Linked DNA regions of Homo sapiens: region 2 is linked to region 1. A link is an interaction called in ENCODE POLR2A ChIA-PET data of the cell type or tissue named here. Cell type or tissue: PC-9. All regions are shown on one strand. Each heading gives the region's core, and the rest is flanking DNA. Links, peaks and the distances in the headings are about the cores only.

Region 1 (11,867 bases), core at 4,668-8,667:
ATTATCCCCAAGGCTGTGAGGACCTACCCCACGCCCTGAGTTGGATTCCAGGCTGGGAGGCACCCTCAAGACCTTGGGGAGGGCAGAGCAGGATCCCAGGAAGACGGGGAGAGGAGGGTAGGAGGGGTCCCTGTGTAGCTTGGTGCTGGCCTGGGGGGAGTCGTGCCTGTCTGAGCAGGGCTGGAGCCTTTTTCTACTCCAGCCAAAACATTTTGTTTTGTTTCCTATTCCCAGGCACCTTTCCAACCTGGAGAGCTGGAGAGTGAAGTTTGCCCCTCCCTCAAAGAAAGGATGGGCTGGGAGAGGAAGCTGTCTATTCATTCATTCATTCATTCAACAAACTGTTCTCGAGTGCCTACCGTATGCCAGGCTGTCTCTCAGGATACCTGGGTGGGTAGAATCCTGCCCTATCCAGAGCTCAGGCACCCCGTGCTCCCCGCATGCGGGTGGTCAAAAGGGCTGAGTCCTGAGTTCCAGGCAAAATTATGACGAAAGGGGTAGACTGGAGCACGTAGGATGTTTTTCGCTTACAGGACACACACACACACACACACACACACACACAGAGCTGACAATACCATATGGCAATCACTGTGTGGTCTGTGCATCTGTGCACACAAATGTCTCCACCCCAGAAGTGAGATGAAGGGTCCCCGTCCCAGCTAAATGTCCCTGGCACCTCCGGGTACAGTTTACAGGGCACCATCTGCCCTGAACAGCGCCCTCTGGAGTTAGACCGTGAGTAGGGCTGGCTCAAACCCTCAGTCTTTTCCACCTGAGGTCCTCTCTAGCACCACCTTAAGTCTCTCCTGGGGAAGACTCTTTGCTCACATTTCAGACTTGCTGCCTGCTTCTTAGCCCTTCCCACAGACCCTCCAGCTGACGCTCATGTTCTCCCCGTCTGTCTCTGGGCTTTGCAGTGCTCTACTAAGGTCCTTCATGGTAATTATCCAACGTGCAGTGAAGGTTTGCGTACTTTGTCTAATGTCTTTTTTCCCACCAGAGTGAAATCTCCCAGAGGGCAGGGACTAAGAGACGTGCACTAGTGTTGGGGTTAAGAGCACGTTTATTTTCTTTTCTTCCTTCTTTTTGTTTTTTTTTTTTTTTTTTGAGACCAAGTCTCACTCTGTCGCCCAGGCTGAAGTGCAGTGGCATGATCTCAGCTCACAGCAACCTCCGCCTCCCGGGTTCAAGCGATTCTTGTGCCTCAGCCTCCCGGGTAGCTGGGATTACAGGCACATGGACCACGCCCAGCTAATTTTTGTATTTTTAGTAGAGACAGAGTTTCACCATGTTGGCCGGGCTGGTCCCGAGCTCTTGACCTCAGGTGATCTGCCCGCCTTGGCCTCCCAAAGTGCTGGGATTACAGGCATGAGCCACTGCGCCCAGCCAGAGCATGTTTCTTGAGATGGACTCTGAGAGTTCAAGCCCAGCTGTGTGGCCTTGGGCAAGTGACTTAACCTTTCTGAGCCTCTTGTTGCAACTGCATAAGGGGGATGATGAGAGCTTTTACCCCAGAAGTAAAGACAATAATTGAGCCCTCAATAAATATTCCCCTTTACTCCATCGTTTCCCCAGGGCCTAGTACATCAAAGGTTTATTTAACACTTAAGGATATAGGTTTATTTGTATAACACTTCTAAGTATAGAGGGTCTGTTTCTTTTTCTTTCTTTCTTTTTTTTTTTTTGAGACAGAGTCTCGCTCTGTTACCCAGACTAGAGTGCAATGGTGTGATCTCAGTTCACTGCACCCTCCACCTTCTGGGTAAAACGATTCTTGTGCCTCAGCCTCCTGAATAGCTGGGACTACAGGCGCCCGCCACAATGCCTGGCTAATTTTTGTATTTTTAGTAGAAACAGGTTTTCACCATGTTGGTCAGGCTGGTCTTGAACTCCTGACCTTAGGTGATCCACCTGCCCTGGCCTCCCAAAGTGCAGGTGCTGGGATTACAGGTGTGAGCCACTATACCCAGCCAAGGGCCTGTTTCTTTTTTTCTTTTTTTTCTTTTTTTTTTTTTTGAGACGGAGTCTGGCTCTGCTGCACAGGCTGGAGTGCAGTGGCATGATCTCAGGTTCAAGCGATTCTCCTGCCTCAGCCTCCCCAGTACCTGGGATTATAGGCACTTGCCACCACACCTGGCTAATTTTTGTATTTTCAGTAGAGATGGGGTTTCACCATGTTGGTCAGGCTGGTCTCGAACTCCTGACCTCAGGTGATCTGCCTGCCTCGGCCTCCCTAAGTGCTGGGATTACAGGTGTGAGCCACTGCGCCCAGCCAGGTCTGTTTCTTTAGTAGGCTGTTCTTCAGTGCTCAGTGTGACTTCAGACTACTTTTCAAACTTTCTTACGTAGTAGATACTATTTTTTTTCTGTTACTCTATTATTGATCCCCATTCTATAGATGGGGAAACTGAGACTCAGAGAGGTTAGGTAGCTAGCCCAGGGTCACACAGCTAGGAGGAAACAGAGCCAGGATTTGAACCCAGGCCATCTGAGTCACAGTCCCTGCTCTTTTTTTTTTTTTTCTGAGGCAGAGTCTCACTCTGTTACCCAGGCTAGAGTGCAGTGGCGCGATCTCAGCTCACTGCAACCTCCACCTCCCGGGTTCACGCCATTCTCCTGCCTCAGCCTCCCGAGTAGCTGGGACTACAGGCACCTGCCACCATGCCCAGCTAATTTTTTGTATTTTTAGTAGAGACAGGGTTTCACCGTGTTAGCCAGGATGGTCTTGATCTCCTGACTTGTGATCCACCTGCCTTGGCCTCCCAAAGTGCTGGGATTACAGGCGTAATCCACCAAGCCTGGCTAGTCCCTGCTCTTAATTACTGCTCTATGCCCCACTCGTCAGGATACATATGTGTGGGCTTTTATTTATTTTTCTTAGAGACAGGGTCTCATTTTGTCTCCCAGGTTGGAGTGTAATGGCACGATCATGGCTCACTGCAGCCTCGACCTCCCACACTCAAGCAATCCTCCTACCTCAGACTCCCAAGTAGCTGGGACTATGTGCTTGAGCCACCATGCCTGGCTAACTACATTTTTTTTTTTTTTGAGTCTCACTCTGTCACCCAGGCTGAAGTGCAGTGGCGTGATCTCGGCTCACTGCAACCTCCACCTCCCGAGTTCAAGCAATTCTCCTGCCTCAGCCTCCCAAGTAGCTAGGATTACAGGCACGTGCCACCACACCTGGCTAATTTTTTATATTTTTAGTAGAGATGGGATTTCACCATATCGGCCAGGCTGATCTCAAACTCCCGACCTCATGATCTGCTGGCCTCAGCCTCCCAAAGTGCTAAGATTACAGGCATGAGCCACCGCGCCCGGCCCTACAAAATTTTTCTGTAGAGATGGGCTCTCACTATGTTGCCCAGTCTAGTCTCAAACTCCTTGTCTCAAGTGATCCTCCTACTTCGGCCTCCCGAAGTGCTACCATTACAGGCATAAGCCATGCCCAGCCTTTTAAAAACAAATATTGGGCCAGGCGAGGTGGCTCTTCCTATCTATTTTCACTGTGAAGGCTTTGGCCACCAGAAGGATACTAGGAGCCCACTACTTGGTCCTCTGTGTCTAGTATGCTGTCCTCGGGAGCCAGAGAGACTTCCCTAAGACACAGGAATTACCCAATTACTCCTCTATGGAGAACACTCCATGGCCTCCTGTTACCCTCAGTGCCATCCTCAAGCTGGGCTGTGGAGTCCCTGGGTAACTATGGGTCATATTCCAGGCTATCCATGGCACACAATGGTTAGTGCTAAAAATCATATTTTTGGTAGGAAAACTAACACAGATATTCTTGGAGTCAAATGCAAGGCTTGCACCAATGTTTAACATAGAGCCTTGTCTTTAAATCCCTCTCAAGTTTGGAGTGAACCACTTTGCTTGCTCCCCACTCCCCGCCCCGCCCCGCCCCCCACGGTATCTCTGAATTGCTCTTCAGGGCTCCAGTGAATGAGTTCGAGAAGCCCCTTTGTGCAGAGAAAACTAGCTTCCTGATCCAGCACTCAAGGCCGTTTGTTCACTTTTTCCTGCCTTTGGTGCTCACCATCTCTCTCCCTCTGGGCTTTCCAGTAGCTCCGGAACCGGCTGTTCTGTTTCACACCTCCAGCCTTTGCCTAGGCTGTTCCCTCTGCTTAGGATATTCTAGTCCCCTCTGCCTTCCAGTCCACTCGATGGCCCCCGTTAGCTCAGCTTGATGTGGCCCTCTGTATTACCCCTCTCTGGGTCAGAATCTACAGAAGGGCCTCGAATGCAGGTACTAGGTGCCCCCGGTGCTCAGGACCATTCCATACACTTGGTAGGACCTCATGGTTTAGATGGTCTCCGATGCAGACCCTCCAAGGCCCCGCCTGAACCCCTGGGCTGCCCCGGTGCTGCTTTCTGTGCAGTCTGCAGGGGGCAGTGTGGGCCCAGGCCAGCCGCAGGTCCCCAGGCTGCTTCAGCTGGGTCTAGACTCCCCCGCCACAGGATCTCTCCCCAGGCGTTAACCCCAAGGGAGCAGTTAAAGGCAGGCTCAATCTTTCTGCCTCGAAGTCTCCTCGGCATCACCACACTCACGCTTGTCCCACACAGTAAGCCATGGGCACCCTCACCGCTAACACCCAATCCAGCTGCGACCAGACTTCATCCTCCCTCCTTTCCATACGCTCTCAGCCACAGCCCCTCCCCAGCCTGCGTGGGGCCTCCTCTCCAGCAAAAGATCCTCCATGAAGAATTCGGGGGTCCACAGTGCTCATCTCTCCAAAATTCTAACCCTCAACCATGCCCCTCCTCCGCAGGGCTCCACCCCCTTGCTTACCCCAAAGTTATGCTCTTGCTGTTACCTTGGTAACAGATGCTTTGTGGGTGGGTAAGGGGAATAGACTAGAGGACAGGAGCAGTGGCTTCAGGACACTGTTGGAAGCACAGGGGTGGGGGCTCAGTGTAGACAAACTGGCACAGGGCTGGGGAGGGGCAGCCAAGGGCTAGGACGCCCCACCCCCACCCCACCATGGCTGCTGTCAGCCCCGTGTCCCCAGCCTCAAGGAGAAAAGAAACAGAACAGAAGAGGACGTGTTCCTCGAGAGAGGGGTTTTCTTCATTGAGGAAAAGGAAACAGCTATAACCTCATTATCCCTTCAGAACAACTCTCCCAGAGATCCTGGCTTTGTGGTAGGGAGAGGGGGCAGCAGGAGCGAGGGCGTGAGGGATTGCATACACAGAGCCCATGTTGTTCCCCTCCAGGAGGCCTGGGGTGCAGAGCGCGGGAACAGCTCACCCAGGGCGAGTTAGGGACAGTGCCACGGGCAGTGGGAGGGTGGCTCCATGCCAGTGTCCCAAGCTCCAGGGGCTGGAGGCAGCAGGGGGTGTGGGGGGGCCTTCTCCAGCCCCTGGGGACCTGGCTGTCCCAGATGCCACAGCCGGGAAGTATGTCAGGCACTTGCGTAAGAGCCTTCTGTATTTCCATAAAATCATAATTACCGCTGCCTGCCATGAGCCTTAGCTCATTAGAGTGGTATCTGCCTCTCGGGCCCCCAGGTGGGCTGGTGGGGGGAGGCAGGGGACGCTGGGGCAAGGCCAGGCCTCTCACTGTGGTCTCTGCATCCCTGGCCCTGCTGGGCTTGGACCCCCTTCCTTTCCCCAGCTGGGAGACAGGAACCCAGACTCAGCTCCCAACCACATTGGGCACCTCCACACTAGACACCCTGATTCTAAAGCTGCCGGGAAAGGCCAGTCACTTATGTTTTCTGTCCTGGGTGACCCATGGGGCAGAGGCCACAGATGCAAAGGGCTTGGACTGGAGGTGTTGATGCAAAGATCACCACCATGGGAGGAGAAGCAATTCCTCACATCAGAGAATCTCAGCCACTCAGAGAGGAGAGTCCCTGGGGGTCATATAGGCCAGTGGCTCTTAATCTTTTGGGGATCTCAGATGCCCTGAGGAGCAGCTGAAAGCTCAACTCTGCCCAGAAAATGTTTATTATCTTCCATAATTTTACACAGCTTCGAGTGGTTCATGAACTCCCTGAAGCTCACTCACAAGTCCAAGGTTAAAAATCCCCAATAATAATATTACTATTAATAATAATTAGTAGTAATTAATAGTAACTAATAATAACATGAGAATTAACAGGCTGAGTTCAGTGGAACATGCCTGTAGACCCAGTTACTTGGGAGGCTGAGGTGGGAGGATCACTTGAGCCAGGGAGGTAGAGGCTGCAGTGAGCCATGACTGTGCTACTGCACTCCAGCCTGGGCAGCAGTGTGAGACCTTGTCTCAAAATAAATAAATGAATAAAATAACATCCATTTACTGTGCATTTATTCTGTCCATCTCTTTATTTTTTTATTTTTATTTTTTGAGATTGAATTTCACCCTTGTTGCCCAGGTTGGAGTACAGTGGTGCAGTCTCGGCTCTCTGCAATCTCCGCCTCCCAGGTTCAAGCAATTCTCCTGCCTCAGCCTCCCGAATAGCTGGGATTACAGGTGCCCACCACCCCATCTGGCTAATTTTTTGTATTTTTAGTAGAGATGGGGTTTTGCCACGTTGGCCAGGCTGGTCTCAAACTCCTGACCTCAGGTGATCCACCCGCCTTGGCCTCCCCAAGTGCTGGGATTACAGGCATGAGCCACCTCACCCAACCTGTCCATCTCTTTACGTACATTAACTCATGTAATCCTCAAAAGAGTGCTAAGAGATGTATCATTATTGCCCTCATTTTAATCCAACTCCTCATTTCAAACTAATCTAATCCAATTCTGCCAGTCTGACAAGAAGGAAACTCAAGTACCTTTAGAGATAGACAGCTCTCTGCCCAAGGTCACAAAACAGGAAGCAAAAGGCAGAGCTGGGCTGAGGACTGGTCTCTCTTCATGTGCTAGACATTGTGCTGCATGCAGATTTGAAGTCATCCCTGTCCCAGGGCTCCCAAGAGCCCACTGCCCACTTTCCCAACAAGAGGCACCCCAGTAGTTCTATTGCCACTTCTGAGGGAGCCCTCCAGAGTGTGGCTGCCATTCATCCCCCCGGCAGCACCTGGCCCTCGCTCTGCCTGCCCCTCGTTTCTACCCTCCGAATCTGAGATGGGGCAATGCTCCTTCCTTCCCAGGAGAGGCTGGCCAGGCTGCTTCCGCCTCGTCTCTGATCCACTGCAGTGGGAGTTGTCAGTACTAAGAGCAATGACTCAGACTTAGTTCAGGAGAGACCGCTCTGAAACACAAAGGCTGCAGGCCAGGAAGGACATCGAGAGGTCATGGCATCCATCCCCCTGCCTCCGCCATGCTTGCCCCACCTCAGGCTTCTGATGTCCAGACTAGATGAGCCCCACAGTCCTCCAACTTCCCTGGCTTTCCTCGGTTGCCAGAACTACGGGTTCCCCTGGGAATTCTTCTCTGTATCTAGTTAGCATCTCTTTGTCCAGGAATCACCACTTCTGGGTTGGTTACCCCACAGAATACCAGGCTCCAAATGGCCAAGGAAAGTGAGAGAAGGAAGCGGTTTTCTTCTCTCTGCCTCAGAGAAAGCACTGGGAAGGGACAAATTTCCCAGAAGAAAGGAGGGAAAGAAAAATAATGGCCGGGCACGGTGGCTCACGCCTGTAATCCCAGCACTCTGGGAGGCTGAGGCGGTCAGATCATGAGGTCAGGAGATCAAGACCATCCTGACTAACACGGTGAAACCCCGTCTGTACTAAAAATATAAAAATTTAGCCGGGCGTGGTGGCAGGCGCCTGTAGTACCAGCTACTTGGGAGGCTGAGGCAGGAGAATGGCGTGAACCCGGGAGGCGGAGCTTGCAGTGAGCCGAGATTGCACCACTGCACTCCAGCCTGGGCGACAGAGCGAGACTCCGTCTCAAAAAAAAAAAAAAGAAAAATAATGGACTTTCCTTGACTAGACGTGGTGGCGTGTGCCTGTAATCCCAGCACTTTATCGGGGAGGCCAAGTCAGGAAGATGGCTTGAGGTCAGGAGTTCAAAATGAGGCTGGGCCAACAAAGTGAGACCCCCATCCCTACCAAAATAAACACTTTTTTTTTTAAAATAAATTTTCCTGTCTTGTCTTCCTGTCTTGTCTGGGCTAAGTGCCACTCTACACTATCTCATTCATTCTAGCAGTGGGGTAGGCACGATGACTATTTTTCAGATGAAGAAACCAAGGCTATAGGCCAGACACGGTGGCTCATGCCTGTAATCCCAGCACTTTGGGAGGGTGAGGCAGGTGGATCACCTGAGGTCAGGAGTTCCAGACCAGCCTGGCCAACATGGTGAAACCTCTCTCTACTAAAAATACAAAAAATTAGCTGGATGTAGTGGCGGGCACCTGTAATCCCACCTACTCGGGAGACTGAGGCATGAGAATCGCTTGAACCAGGAGGCGGAGGTTGTGGTAAGCCGAGGTCCTGCTATTGCACTCCAACTTGGGCAACAAAAGCTAGACTCCGTCTCAAAACAAACAAAATCTCTAAAAGATTGAGTTATCTGCCCAAGGTCACACACTTAATTAGTGACCAAAGAGGTACTGGCCCCTAAGGAACCCAAAGCCCCTGCTCTTTGGGAGGAGACAGGGGCACCTCCCCCAGAAGATCTCCAAACTCAGAAGAAGGCCCTGTGTGTTCCAGCCCAGGATAAGTGGAGGGCCTGATGTTGCTGTCTCAATGCTGCAAGCATCCCAGCATCTGAGCTGCCCAGGGAGGGAAGGCTGGACTGGCCTGGGCTGGGCAGGAGTGAGAAGGACAGTCCAGTGGGAGATGGGGGAAGGTTGGCCATGAACAGGCCTTTGGGGAGACTGATTTGATGGCACTCAGGCTCCATCCCACCTTCCTCAGGAAATCTCGAAGTCAGAGCCCCTACAACCATGAACCCTCACTGTGCCCTTGTCCTACTTCTGCCACTGGCAAATAAATCTCTATTCCTGGACAGGGTAACCTGAGCAGGGCTCCAATGGTGAGCTCGTGCTTGGGAGGGCAGAGATCCTATGAATGGCTGTGTGCATGGGGGGAGGTGAGTGGGGGGTGGAGGTGTTCACCCCACCCCTCAACTTTCAGGCTAGCATAAGGGCCCCCTTCAGCACCTCAGGCCCCCCATGTGGCACCCCCCACCCACAATCTTACCACCCACAGCAGAGGAGGAGGGAGACTTAAACCCAGAAGTCTCTCCACCCACACCAGGGAAAGGTTCTCTCAGCCACCAGTGCATCTCCCTTTTCTTGGGCAGACCAAGAGAGGAAGCCAGATCTGCTGGTCAGAGCCAGAAGGGGCAGAAGGAAAGAGGGCTGGAGGTGAGGGAGGGGGACCTGAGAAAATGGGTCCCAGATAATCAACATGCATTAGAAGAGGTATCTTGGTCAGGTGTGGTGGTTCACACCTGTAATCCCAGCACTTTGGGAGGCTGAGGCAGGAGGGTCACTTGAGCCTAGGAGTTTAAGACTAGCCTGGGCAACATAGCGAGACTCCATCTCTACAAAAAATTTTAAAATTAGCTGGGTGCAGTGGCATGTGCCTGTGGTCCCAGCTACTTGGGAGGGTTGAGCCCAGGAGGTCCAGGCTACAGTGAGGTGTGATCAAGCCACTGCACTACAGCCTGGCCAATAGAGCAAGATCCTGTCTCCAAAAAAAAAAAAAAAAAAAAAAAAAAAAAAAGAAGAAGAAGAGAAGGAGAAGAAGAAATATTGGAAATATCTTGAACGGGCACAGTGGCTCACGCCTGTAATCCCAATACGTTGGGAGGCCAAAGTGAGAAGATCGCTTGAGCCCAGGAGTTGGAGATCATCCTGTGTAACATAGCAAGACTTGTCTCTACCAATAAATTTTAAAAATTAGCCAGGCATGGTGGCGTATGCCTGTGGTCCCAGCAACTAGAGAGGCTGAGGTGGGAGGATTGCTTGAGCCTAGGAGTTTGAGACTGCAGTGAGTTATGATCGCACCACTGCACTCCAGCCTGGGTGAAAGAGTGAAACCCTGTCTCTAAATAAAAAAATAAAAAAATAAAAAATAGAAGGTTATTGTGGAGAGAGGGGCACCTTGGAAGGTGATGGTGAGGACCTCTTCCCCCACCTCTCTGTATTATCCCCTGATCTAACTCCAGTTGTGGTAGGATCTTTAGGAGGGGAGCGTGTCTCAGAGAAGTTTGGGGACTTTGGGTGTGAGGACTGAGCCCCCATCTCTGCTGAAGTTCAGACGCCAAGACTGGAAGGGGATAGAGTCATCCGGCTTTCCATCACAAGGAGGAATTGTCCGGCCTGGCCTTTGACACATACACCATAGTCCAGTTGTGTGTATATTTGGAGAGAGCCTTTTCAGGGTATAAAGGCATCCAATTAATGGCACAGATGGGTCCCCATTCTTCCTTCACCAACCTCTGGCATCTATCAATCTTCGCTCTTTGGAAGTCCTAGCTTCGATCTCACTCTCCGCTATCTTGCTGCGGCCCCAACCTATTTCTATTCCCTGCAACCCATCCAGACGCTACTATGATCTCCCCAAGCTTCCCTCAATCTGGTCACGCCCCTCCATCCCGGGTTTTTCAGTGTGAAACTCCCTCCTCCGCTTCTTTCCCCGCCAAGCCCCGCCCCATCGTGTCGAGCCCCCCAAGACTCCGCCCAGTTCGCCCTCCTGGCCACCGAGGCAGCCAATAGCTGAGAGCCTGATTTGCAGGGCTGCGCGGGGGAGCGGCGTAGGGCAGGGGGCGGGACCAGGCGACCTCCTAAATCAAAGTTGGGCGGCGAGGACTGGGCGGAGGGGCCGCCGGGTGCCGGGCTGGGGCCGGCGGGGGAGGGGAGGGGATGGGGGGCGGGCGCAGCGGACGGCGGAGCCGGCTGGACACGGACAGCTCCTTGGCTCCCTCCCTCGGCTCATCCCCGCGGCCCCACTTCCCTCCTCCCCGCGCTGCGAGCAGCATCCTCTGCAGACCCTCGGTCCTCGCGCCCGGGGTCGTCCCGCTCCTGCGGCTCAGCGTGGTGGCCTCCCCTCGCCCGCCACCCCGGCAACTTTCTCTGCCCGCTCCCGCGGGTTGGGGGCTGCCGTGCCGGGGGCTAACTGGGGGCAGCCTCTGGAGAACGGCTTCAGAGTCCCGGAGACGCCCGCCACCCGCAGCCTGCCCGCGGTGGGCCTGCCGTCGGATCTCGGCACCCTCTCCTCCCCTCTCCCCGAACCATGACCGAGATGAGCGAGAAGGAGAACGAACCGGATGACGCGGCCACCCACAGCCCCCCAGGGACCGTCTCCGCCCTCCAGGAAACCAAGGTAACTTGGGGGGCGCAAGGCCTGTCCGCGCCCCGGGCCCGGGCGCCCTCTTCCCGGCGGGGTCCTCCTGTGGGCCCGGGCGTCCTAGGGTCGCGGTCGCGAGGCCCGCGTGACCACTGAGGCTCCGCGCCGCTCCCGGGGGTAGGAGTGGGTTGGCGACGAGGGGCCACAAGGAGCCCCCGATCACACCGGCACCGCACGCCCGCGCGCGCCATCGCGACCTTCTGGGGAGGCGGCCACTGGTCTTCGTTGGAGAGATGGGCGCAGCGAGGCCGGAGGGCGCGCGTGGAGCGGTGCGGGCGGGGTACGCGCCCGGCTGTGCGTGCGAGGCGCACCCTCCAGCGGCCGCCGGGTCCCAGTCCCGGGCTCAGTCCGCGCCTCTATCCTCGCTCGTGTCTCTGAATTTGTCTCTACAACCTGCGTGTCTGTGTCTTGGTGTCTCTGTGTGCGTCTCTCCCCGTCTCTCCCGGCGTCTCCGGGTGTTTATCTCCGCGTCTCAGGGCGTCTCTCCCTGCCCCTCCGCAGTCCTGCATTCCCCGCTCCTAGCCCTGTTGGGCTCGGGGACGCGAGGCCGCGGCCGGGGGTGCGCAGCTGCGGAGTCCGCGAGGGGGCCTGCAGCAGCGCCGGCCGTCGGTCACGGGCGAGGACGG
Region 2 (11,867 bases), core at 3,727-7,726, 360 kb before region 1:
GCGCGGAGGGACTGCATCTGACCTGCTCCAGTGTGCTCAAAGGAGGATGCTGCTTTTTGCGAAAAGTGGGAGGGGCAGATGGGCCTCTGCTGTCAGAACAGGCTCCCCAACTCACAGCCCAAGACACTGTCATTTTTCCATCCTTCAGGGCTGGGATACCCAGGCGCTGGCCACGGGGCCAGAGCAGAAATGACACCTGAACTGTGAGAAACCTTAAAACCCTGCCCCGGTTCTGAATCCTGAAGCAGCTTCTGCCTTTCTGTCCTGCAGCTTTAAAAATTCTCGACAAAGTTTCCCTGGGTGAGAAGTGGTAAGAAAGGGCGCAGCTGCCTTGGGAGGGCTGTTCTGCTCTGGAAACTTTCTCCAACCTAAAGCACTGGGACAGGGGCGCCAGCCCTGGGAGTGTGGACGTGAGAAGAAGGCCAAGACCGGGGCTGGGTTCACAGGAAGGAGGGCAACGGATTTCAGGAGGGAGATGCGAGGAGCGGAGTCACCTTAGTTCCCTAGGGCAGGGAAGGGAAGCTGGGGCGCTCCGAGGGGAGGAGAAGAGGGAACCTCTAGGCGCCGGCCATGCCCAGGGAGCTGGGGCACAGCGTTGGGTGGAGACGCTGCCCAGATGTGAGCCAGGGTATGGCTCTAGCGCAGCCAACTCTCCTGCCCTCTCCAGCGCGGGAGCGCAGCGAGGTCTCCCCGCGCTGACAGGGGCTGCGGAGTTCCATACCAGAGTGTGTGTCTGGTGTTCGGGTATTTAAACCTCTCTCCCAGCTTCTGTCAGTATCTGTCTGCGTCTCATTCCTCTTTTCGGAATTAATTGAATTAGGAACGGGTCTTTCCGGGTCTCTTCCGCCTCCCGCCTGAGGCTGAGCTGGCCAGGAGGCCAAGGCTGCTAGGTCAGGTCCCACAGGGGTCGCGGGAACCCCCGAACCCCTTTGGGGACCTGCATGCCAGTTCCTACTCTTAGCCAAGTCTTCACCAAGGGCACAGCTGGGCGGGGTCTGGGCAGTTCGCCCGGTTTGGGACATCTGTTCTCGCCAGAGTCGCATTAAAAGCGAGGGGTGGGGGTGGGGGGCTCAGAACCAACCCCTCAAGCCTGAGCCGGTGCCCCCTTTCTTGACCGCAGGCGGAGGCAGGAGGGCACAACGGACTCACATAGTTTTTTCCTTCTCCCTTGGGAACAGCCCGAGAATGGGAGTGAGGGCACTGGGGCTTTCTCTCTTCCCTTCATCTCTCCCACTTCCCAATCAGATGCCACATCCAGCCTCAGTCTTGGAGGGCAGCAGGGTACCCCTGCCCCCAGGAGCCGCAGGGGAGCCCCTGGAGGGGCCCGCGCCGGGAATACCGCGGAGGCTGCCGGCCGGCCGGGCTCAGAGCGGATCCCGCTTGCAGCGAACTCGCGCTCGGCCGGGCTCCCAGGCCGAGGCTGGGGCGCGGCGCAGGGGGAGGGTTAAAAACAACTCAATTAAAATATCAAAAACATTTGGGTTTATATGGAATGGAGGGCGGTGCTTTAAAAAATATATCGGAAGAACCACAAAGAGCCAAAGCAAAACCAAACCAAAATCCTTAACTACTGATAATCTTGTAGAAAAAGACAGAAAAATCCCGCAGACACTTCTCCCTGGTACCACCACGGAAAAGCTCCCTCCTGGCCAACCCCAGCGCCCGGACGCCCCTTCACCACCCCAGAGCCCTGGCGCTGAGCCCAGGTCGCCCCCTGCCCACCCTCGCGCGTTGGTGCCAGTCTGTGCCACTCAGCCGGTGCCCGGTGCCCGGTGCCAGGCGCGGGGGGAAGGCGGGGAGGAGCCGAGGCTCCAGCTTAAATTCCATGGCATCTGTTCATTATTATACAGTGAGGATTTTTATATGGACAGCTAAATTAAAGACAGATTTTTGCCAGAATTGCAGATCCCATAAAAATGATGACACAGGATGGGGGCTTTTTCTTTTAAAAAAAGAAAGTAGGAAAGATTAAAAAACACAACCCCACAAACCACAGCCCAAACCCCTCTGTGCCCCCTCCTCTGTCGTGACCAGTTTCTTTGCCCCCTTTTTCTTCGTCCACTAAGTAGGGATGACCAGGGAGAACCAAACCCCAGGGCTGTTCATGCCCAGCCAGCTCACAGATGCCCAGTGACCAACCAGCTCACTCCCACAGCCGCTGGCAGGGGCAGAGGCAGGACAGCCAGGTCAGGCGTGGAGGGCCAGGGTGGGACAGGAGCAGGAATGGGGTCCGCTCTGGAAGGCAACGTCAGAAAGGGACAGTAGCCAGGGAGACTTGACCTTTCTGTGTTCCTAAATCAAAGGGCAGGCTGCACTTTTGGCTGGTGGCCAAGGTTCTGGAGGCAGCCGGTGAGGACCAGGCATGCAGTGCGAACCGCTCGGGGCACCGGACAGCATCCACTTCCCGCGCACCCACGAAGAGGGCAATATAAGAACTGGGCACTCAGCACGATTTGCAATTCATGGGAGTTCTGGAATTTTGAATTTCAGAGGTTCTAGAATGCTGGAACTTGCACCTTGGTGGTGTTCTAGAACTCTCAGGGATACTGGATTTCTAGAACTACAAAAGGGTCCTGCGTGAGGGGACAGATCTCGCGGACTTTAGAGTTTCTCTCTGCCACCACTTAACTTTGAAGCTCCGTGATGATGTTGTGGGGCCCTTGGGGCCGCTGAAATGTCTGGGCAGGTAACACAAGGAGGAGAGGAAGGGGGGCATTCATCGGGGGCACGGGGACTGTCCCCCCAAATTAATGGGAGCTTTTCTTATTTTTCTTTCTTTTTTAAAATATGTTTTCAGGGAAGAAAAATATCTGTAGAGTTCTGCGTCTTCCAGACAATTGCTCTATCTGTGTCTGTGTCTGTCTGTGACTCTGTCTGTGTAGCTGTCTGCTTGTCTCTCTCGGATTCGGAGCTGACAGAATTCATATCAGAAGAGTGAACGCAGGGACATCTGTGTGCGGAATGACTGTGCTGCTCGAACCTGCCAATCGCTCCTGGCACGAGCTGGGTAACAAATGCCTGTTACCTCGGAATGCTGGCGGGTGGGGGGGAGGGCTCCTGGCACCACCCCGACTGCGAAGCCCTGCCAAGGCCCCCTCCTGCCCGCTGTGGGTCCCGCCCCCTTCCCTGAGTTGGGGGTCCGTGGAATTGGATTATTCATTAATTAGCAGTGATTAGAAAATTTGGGTGTCTCTCAGCCAGGGCCAACCCGGTCTTCTCCACCTCCCTAATCTCAATCCCTACTCCCCTCCCGTCCTCCCCCCACGTTTTCCGGATTAACTCGGGGTTTCTACTGAGGGCAGGCAGCCAGTTGATGGTGATGGGGGGCGGCTCAGGAATGCAGGAAAAGGGGTCTCTAGAGGAAAGAATTCCTCCAAAGTTGCCAGGAGGAGTTTCTGTCGTGAAGTGTGAGGGTCCGTGTAGAGGATCTTCGTAGACGCGGTGGCTGGGATGGGCTGTAGGGTGGGGCAGAGGTCGAGAAGGACATAGACAGTGGAGAGATGGGAGTGAGTGGATGCGGGAGAAGGGAAGGAAGGACACAAGGGAAGAGGTCCGAACAGCGCCCAATGGTTCCCTCCGCGCTGGGAGCCGCCACTGCCACGCCGCGGGCCTCCCGGGCCTCCTGGCCCAAGCCTCCAGCCGTGCTCCCGGATCCATCACCCGGTTTTGCTATTGGGAGTTGGGGGAGGAGGAGGGCGCCACGCCACAGCCGGTGCCAGCTGCGGGGGTGGTGGGGGGAGTTATTGCGAGGAGGGGCGGAGAGCACATCTAAAATTCCGAGACATCTGTTCACCCAGGGAGGAGACACCGCGCGCAAGAAGGCTGGGCGCCCCCGCCCCATCCGCTCTGCAACTGATTGCGCCAGGCCGGGACCTCCGCACCCGAGGCCACCTACGCGGCCAGTGCGGGGAGGAGGAGAGGAGGGCGTCAACCGCGGGATCCAGCAGGGGCAGGGGGTGGGGGCGCGGGAGCTGCCGCCCCACTGATGGATTCTTAGAAGGGGAGAATCGTGGCTCTGGGGAGGGCTGTGTAGGGAAGACGTCCTGAAAGGGAGGATGTGGAGGGACGTTGGCTGAAATAGATCCCCTTCGCCAGCTCCCTCACCTCCTGCTTCCCCACCCCCTCCCACATACCAGAGCACCCACAGACACCCCCACATACACACATACACACAGACTCCAGTCAGGACACACTCGGATAGAAATCTCCAATTCCTGTGAACGCACGCAAGTCTGCATAACTGGCCCCTTTCCCACTCCATCACTTATTCATTCAAGCAACTTTATTGGGTGCCCTGTCTGTGCCAGGCCTGGGCTGGGTATCAGGAAACACCTTCCTGCCCCTCAAGGCCTGGTGCGCACATTCGGATACCCAAGTGCATAGGCGCACACATTGCCCTCACACTCACCCTGACTCTTTGTTCTTATAGAGGGGTGGGAGCTGGAGGGAAGGAGTTCCAGTAGCAACACGCTCCCCCTCCTCTGTAAGCAGCTTCACCGGGGAAATCCAGCACAGGGTCTGGGGGACCCAGCAGGGAGTCCTGGACCCACTGCCAGCCACTTGCCACTTTCTTACCTAGTCTCTATTGGCAGGAGCCCCTGCCCCAGGTTTTACTTGAAGAAGCTCCAGCCTCACTTCCCGCCAAACCTCAATGACCACCCCTCTCTCTTTGGTGCCCTGGCCTGGCACCTGCCCCTCCACCAGGGCTGCCCTAGCTGCACCAACAGAGGCCAGGCCTCTCGGCTGGGAAATGTCCATGTGGTTGCTACTTAAAAACTGATTTATGAGGCCGTGGAGGCTGTGGAGGCTTGGCCTGCGGTCCTGGTAGTAATCAAGGGCATATGCCCATCTTGCCTGGCACTGCCCAGCTTGTGAGCCCAGCCCTGGCCTCTGCTCTTCTGCTGGGAAGAGAGAGGCATAAAAGGCACTAAGTCTCCTTTCTTTCCAAGCCATCTCTCTCCTCCTCCACTCTCTTTCCTTTCCTCCTCCTCCTCTTCTTCCCTTTCCTCTCTCCCTCCTCCCTTCATCCCTCCTCCTTCCCTCCCTCCCTTTCTCTTCCTTCTCTCCCAAGTGGCACGGACCAGCCTGTGTGCCGGGCTGGCGCTCACAGCTGCAGCCCATCTGCTATGATTGAATGGTGACAGTGATGAGACAGGAGCTGGGGAGAATAGGGGGACATGGGGACTGCCCTGCCACCCCTCGCCCCTCCTAGGCCAGTCTCCACATGCTTCTTTGACCTCCAGCAGGAGACCATCCATTCTGCCCATGCAGGGTGGGGGAATCCCACTCTAAGTAGTGAGGGAATTCCTTTCCTTCCAACTAGATTCCTGAGAATAAGAAAAGGGACAAGAAAGGAGCAGAGGGTGAGTTGAAGAAAGTGAATGAAGAGAAGGAATTGGGATTGGAAGAGGAGTCTGGAAGAAATGACCCAAACCCACACAGGCTTGGGTGGGGCCCGGACAGGAGCACTGCATGGGGCAGATGGCTGAGGCTCCAGGCTGGATAGGGAGGCACTGATGTAGGTCCAGGGTCCAATTTCTTCAGGAATCCAGGAAAACCTCCGTGACAGCCTCTGGTGGGAAAACTCAGTGACCTGTACCCTAGACTTTTCTTATCATGGGGTATTCGCTTTGCATTCCAGAAAACCTCTTGGCTGCCTCTCTTCAGGAGTAAATTTGAAGATCTAAGAAATCACAGTCCTCCATGTGTGCAAAGGAAGACCTAAAAGTGTTGAACCTAAGGGCATAGCAAGAAGGTCTAGTTATGCGTGAAGAATTCCTGAACTGGGCCGGGTGCGGTGGCTCATGCCTGTAATCCCAGCACTTTGGGAGGCCGAGGTGAGCAGATCAACTGAGGTCAGGGGTTCGAGACCAGCCTGACCAACATGGAGAAACCCCATCTCTACTAAAAATACAAAATTAGCCGAGTGTGGTGGTGCATGCCTGTAATCCCAGCTACTTGGGAGGCTGAGGCAGGAGAATTGCTTGAACCTGGGAGGCAGAAGTTGTGGTGAGCCAACATCATGCCATTGCACTCCAGCCTGGGCAACAAGAGCAAAACTCTGTTTCAAAAAAAGAAAAAAAAAAAAAAAGAAATCCCCAATGATCCAGTGCAAAACCAAGATGTAACAACAACAACAATATGGAAGGTAACATACACTTGGAGCTTGTGATATGTTAGTAATTGACTCAGCGTTATACATGAGTTGATAATCCTCTCAACAACCCTATGAGCTTGGGACTGTCATTATACTTATACCACAGACAAAGACACTGAGGTAGATGTGCCCAGCTGGCAGCCTAGGCCTTCTTCCTCTTTTTCTTTCTTTTTCTTTGAGACAGGATCTTGTTCTGTCACCCAGGCTGGAGTGCAGTGGTGAGATCTTGGCTCACTGCAACCTCCACCTCCCAGGCTCAAGCAATCATCCCACCTCAGCCTCGCGAGTAGCTGGGACTATAGGCATGCACCACCACACCCAGATAGTTTTTTATATTTTTGTAGAAATGGAGTCTCGCCATGTTGCCCAGGCTGGTCTCAAACTCCTAGAGTCAAGTGATCCACCCGCCTCAGCCTCCCAAAGTGCTAGGATTACAGGCATGAGCCACCATACCCAGCTGAGCCTAGGCCTTTTTCTCAAATTGTAGGAAGAAAAGAGAATAACAGAAGGTCCAGAACTTTCTAGAAGACGATCCAATATCCTTTTCTTCCTACTTACTCCTCTCCCTCTGCTCTCTTCTTCCTTTTCCTCTGCCTGCTCCTCATCCTCAATTAACCCAGTACCCACTCTCCAGGGCCTACCCAAGCATGTGGCATCTGCCTCCTGCCACTGCTTACATATGAATAGGTGGAAACACCCCAGGAGACACCCACTGTCCTCACCCCACCCATGAGGAAACCACACATGCACTTGACTGCATCTGACCTCACCTTCCTCGCCAGAGCAGCTGCTCCTCACATCGGTAGTCCTGGCCCACAGGGTCTTTTTGCCCAAAGCTCTGGGTGAAGAATGCCACTGTGAACAGCTGCAGGACTAGGCTGGAATTCCAGTCTTATCTGGGCCCCTGGGACACTTGAGGGGAGCAATTTGCTCCAACTGGCACACTTTCCCTGCCCCTTCCCTGGACACAGGAGTCTGTCTGGTTCACTCAAGCCCTGCCTTACTCTTGCCATCTGCATCTCCACCCTCTTCCTCCCTCTTTCCTTCCTTCTTTCATCCTCTCATCCATCACACACATTCTTTCTCCTTCTCTTTTCTCTTTTTTCTCTCTCCCGTCTTCCCTTATCCCCTTCCACCTAGTTATATGATAACCCCTTCAGTCCTTGAAGATGTCTCCCCACCAGAAGAGTGGGCATTCCTCATGTTACATAAATTCCACAACTAAGGGGCTGCTGATGGGAGAGCCATCCCTATTAGGGATGCAATCTCTCTGAAGGGAAGTTTTTTTTTTTTTTTTTTTTTTTTTTTTTGTTGTTGTTGTTGTTGTTGTTTTTTCCTCAGGAGACAGCAAAAGGAACCCATAATCCAATCTGATGGATAAGCATTAAGCAGTCACTAAATCCCTGCAATCCCCAGAACAAATCCAGATCAACAGTGTTGTCCACTTGCCCAACACAAATTGAGATAAGTAATCAGGTAGGGAGCTATCTGCAGGTCCACTATAGGGCTTTCCCAGGTCCATCTCCTTTCCCTACTATTTTCAGGTCATCTAGGGCAAGGTGGCATATGGAAGGAGTAACTGGAGGCCACAGGAGCCACACATTCAGGGGACAGGGATGGGGCTGAGATCATCTTCCATCCTCTTCTTCCTCTCCTAGTCCCAGGGTTCAGACAGTCCTTGGTCCTCCTGGAATCCTTTACATTCTATCTCCCTTACCACCAGATTTCTCTCTCCCCTCTCTTCTTTCTCCTCCATTGCTTCTTTTTTGTCCACCACCCATTCCCAGGTCTTTTTCTCCCTTCTACTTCCTGTTAGTGCTTCCATAGGGAGGACGTTCAAACATTCTTGTTTCAGCACCACGGACAGAGACACCAGGTGGATTTGCCTAAATGTCCTAGGCGGGTCAGGTTCTGTCTGGATCCGTGCAAGTGGTGACCACTCATAAATTTCTCTGGGGGGGTGTGAGCGTGCGTGTGTGTACCCGAGCCTGTGTGAACGCCTGTGTCTGTGTCCCTCTGGGGCACACGCCTGTGGGCGTCTCTGGGTGCATCTGTGTGTTTGTATCTGTCTGTGCTGTGTCCCTGCCTGCTCCCCGAGTCCCTGGCTGGGAAAGGGGATGGGATGGGGACGCTCCGTTCTGGAGGTGGGGGAGGCAGCGGGTGGCTTGGTATCCCAGCCGGTCCTGGGGGCGTCATCCTTGCCCAGACGCGCGCCAGGCACCATGTGGCATGTGTGCCAGCCGGCACAGGCTGAGGGCATTCTGCCCAGCTTGGGGAAAAGTAGGGGGAGGCAGCGAGCTGGAGACGGGCAGGAAGAGGTGGAGAGCTGAGCTCAGAACTCAACTCTGGGGCCAGCCCCTTTTTCCATCCTGTGGGAACTCCACCCACCAGCACATGCTTGAGGAAATTTACAAGTTACCTGCCTTTCTGAGGCCCCAGACAACCAGATAATCATCCCTTCACACACACATATCCTGAGAGAAATGCACAGAATCCAGGCTGTTCTGACTTGCATGCATGTGTGCAAATCACCTGGTCCTTTGCACACCAATTATTACACAAATGCACACACACATATACAGAAGGGTAAATGCACCTGCACAAACACCAAAGCCATCCTCAGAGGATGAATACAAGAATCAGCCTTTTGTATCACAGAGCAGGATCCTGCACTACACAGATGGGAACCTACCTCCTATGACACCAGGCAACTGCTCTAAGGGTCTGGTAAGTCTTGTGAGAGCTGTGCCCTCCCCAAGAAATGGTCACATTTCCCCAGCAAAGGGCAGGCCCTGGAGTTGTCATCAGGGGTGCCTGCCCTCTGCACCCAAGGAAGTCTGGAAAGATATTGCTGCCTCTGTGCTCCATTTGAAAGAATAAATGAGAAGGAAGAGAAAGGCATCACAATGCCTCTGCCCTTCCTCCACCCATGCAGCCAAAGTCCTCATCCCCCAAGAGAGTCTGGTGTACTGGAGAGAAGTCCAGGTTTCTCATCCCATTCCTAACTGGCTATTTGACCCTGGGTAGGTTATTTCCCAATGAGATTTTAAAATGACAATTAATGTAAAGCACTTAGTTCAAGTGAGTTTTCATTAAGTGGTCACTATTATTGTTTTATTACTACTGTTATTATTATTGTATTATTAATACTGTGGAAAGAGTGGTCAGCAAGATTTAACGAAATAATGTAGCCAACGCTTCTAGCATAGTATCTGACCCATAGTGGGTACTCAATGAATACGAGTATAGTATGAATTTTGTGGTAGAATTTCAGGAACTTAGACAGTTAAAGGGAACTGAGAATGACAGAATTCTCTCTCCAAAATTCCCTCTCCAAACTAGAGAGATGCATTTCCAAGAATAGCAGGAAGAATGGAAGTTAGACATGTAAAAAAGCTAAAGGACAGGCCGGGCATGGTGGCTCGAGCCTATAATGTCAGCACTTTGGGAGGCCGAGGCAGGCGGATCATCTGAGGTCAGGAGTTCGAGACCAACCTGGCCAACGTGGTGAAACCCTGTCTCCACTAAAAATACAAAAATTAGCTGGGCGTGGTGGTGCACGCCTATAATCCCATCTACCTGGGAGGCTGAGACATGAGAATCACTTGAACCTGGGAGGTGGAGACTGCAGTGTGCCGAGATCGCATCACTGCACTCCAGCCTGGGCGATAGAGCGAGACCCTGTCTCAAATTAAAAACAAAACAACAACAAAACAACAACAACAAAAAAACGCTAAAGGACAAGCCAGGAAGCAATAGAGTGTGGTGGTGAGAGGAGACTCCCTTGGTGTGGGCATCCAGGCCTCCATCCCTCAGGGCCAGGGAAGCCTCACATGAACCCTTTATTGTTTTTAGTTCTGGGGTACCTGTGCAGGATGTGCAGGTTTGTTACATAGGTAAACGTGTGCCATAGTGGTTTACTGCACCTATCAACCCATCACCTAGATATTAAGCCCAGAATGCATTAGTCATCCTTCCTAATACTCTCCCTCCCCCACCCCACCCTCTGACAGGCCTTAGTGTGTGTTGTTCCCCTCCCCGTGTCCATGTGATCCCAGCATTCAGCTCCCACTTACAAGTGAGAGCATGCAGTGTTTGGTTTTCTGTTCCTGCATTAGTTTGTGGAGAATAATGGCTTCTAGCTTCACCCATGTCCCTGCAAAACACATGATCTCATTCTTTTTATGGCTGCCTAGTATTCCATGGTGTATATGTACCACATTTTCTTTATCCAGTCTATCACTGATGGGCATTTGGATTTTCTTTGTTGTTGTTGTTGTTGTTTTTGAGACAGGGTCTCACTCTGTCACCCAAGCTGGGGTACAGTGGTGCTATAACAGCTCACTGCAGCCTCAACCTCCTGGGCTCAAGTGACCCTCCCACCTCAGACTCCCAAGTAGCTGGGACCACAGGCGTGGGCCACCATGCCTGGCAAATTTTTTTTTTTTTTTGAGATGAGGTCTCACTATGTTGCCTAGGCTGGCCAAATCTGAATTCTTTATCCACATGTCTTTCCATATGCTTCTCCTCTTGGCTTCCCCACTTCAATAAATGGCAGCACCCAGTTCAAGACAGAAACCCGAGTCACCTTTAAGCTCACCTTGTCCCTCACGCTCCACATAGACTCTCACTAAGAATCACTGCATCTTGCTCCAAAGTGCATCTCAAATCCAGGCTCTTCTCTTCTTCCTCAGTGTTTCCCCCCAAGCCAGGTCACATCACCTCTTCCCTGAGTCTCTGCTCCAGTCTTTCACCTTGCCTCTCTCTGATCTATTCTCCCATAGCAGCTGGGGTAACCTTTTTTATTTTTACTTATTTATTTTTGAGCTGGAGTCTCACTCTGTCACCCAAGCTGGAGTGCAGTGGCGCGATCTCGGCTCACTGCAACCTCCACCTCCCAGGTTCAAGCGATTCTCCTGCCTCAGCCTCCTGAGTAGCTGGAACTACAGGCGCCCGCCACCACACCCGGCTGGTTTTTGTATTTTTTTTTGGTAGAGATGGGGTTTCACCATGTTGGCCAGGCTGGTCTCGAACTCCTGACCTCGTGATCTGCCCGCCTTGGCCTCTCAAAGTGCTAAGATTACGGGCGTGAGCCACCGCACCTGGCCTGAGGCAATCTTTTAAAAATATAGGCTGGGTCATTTTACTCCCTGGCTTAAAACCCCCAGTCCTTAGCATATAGAATAAAATAACTCTGGTTGCCTAAAGCTTGGGGGTGTGGAGGAAAATGGGGAGTAATTTTGAATGGGTATAGTTGCTTCTTGGGGTGATGAAAGAATTCAAACCTGATTGTAATCATGGTCCCTGCCTCCCTTCCTGGTGTCCTTTTCTGTCTCTCCTGCTCCCTCTCCTTGCACCAGCCTCACTGGCTTTTCCTTCCATTTTGCAAACACTAAGAGCCCCATCCTAGGACCTGAGCTGCTTTTTTTTTTTTTTTTTTTTGACAGAGTCTAGTTCTGTTTTGCCCAGGCTGGAGTGCAGTGGTGTGATCTCGGCTCACTGCGATCTCCGCCTCCCGGATTCAAGTAATTCTCCTGCCTCAACCTCCTGAGTAGCTGGGATTACAGGCACCTGCACCATGCCCGGCTAATTAGTGTATTTTTAGTAGTGTCGGAGTTTCACCATATTGGCCAGGCTGGTCTTGAACTCCTGACCTCAGATGATCCACCTGGGCTGCTTTCTGAGAACCAATTCCCTCAACTACCTCCCG

Evidence for each region. ChIA-PET counts read pairs that join two places held together with the same protein. Peaks named below come from ENCODE experiments on the same cell type or tissue, not always from the same donor. Only the 100,000 strongest peaks of a DNase experiment are listed, where the experiment ranks them.
Region 2: POLR2A ChIA-PET joins it to region 1 with 6 read pairs; 2 of 35 experiments call an interaction of 5 or more read pairs at or near these places.

What each region holds. Positions count from the first base shown.
Region 1 is chr17:39,224,763-39,236,629 of GRCh38, reverse strand. STAC2 (SH3 and cysteine rich domain 2) reads left to right here and starts at 10,685. Exons shown (of 11, transcript NM_198993.5): 1 at 10,685-11,217. The coding sequence starts at 11,128. RefSeq lists an enhancer at 10,927-11,427. In PC-9, for the core only: no CTCF peak of the experiment used is centred there; a DNase peak (open chromatin) is centred at 7,159.
Region 2 is chr17:39,588,681-39,600,547 of GRCh38, reverse strand. It overlaps LOC105371771 (a long non-coding RNA gene), which reads left to right and starts at 2,282. Exons shown (of 3, transcript XR_934746.3): 1 at 2,282-2,686; 2 at 2,798-3,007; 3 at 5,642-5,816. RefSeq lists a silencer at 238-532. In PC-9, for the core only: no CTCF peak of the experiment used is centred there; no DNase peak of the experiment used is centred there; H3K27me3 peaks cover 3,128 bases.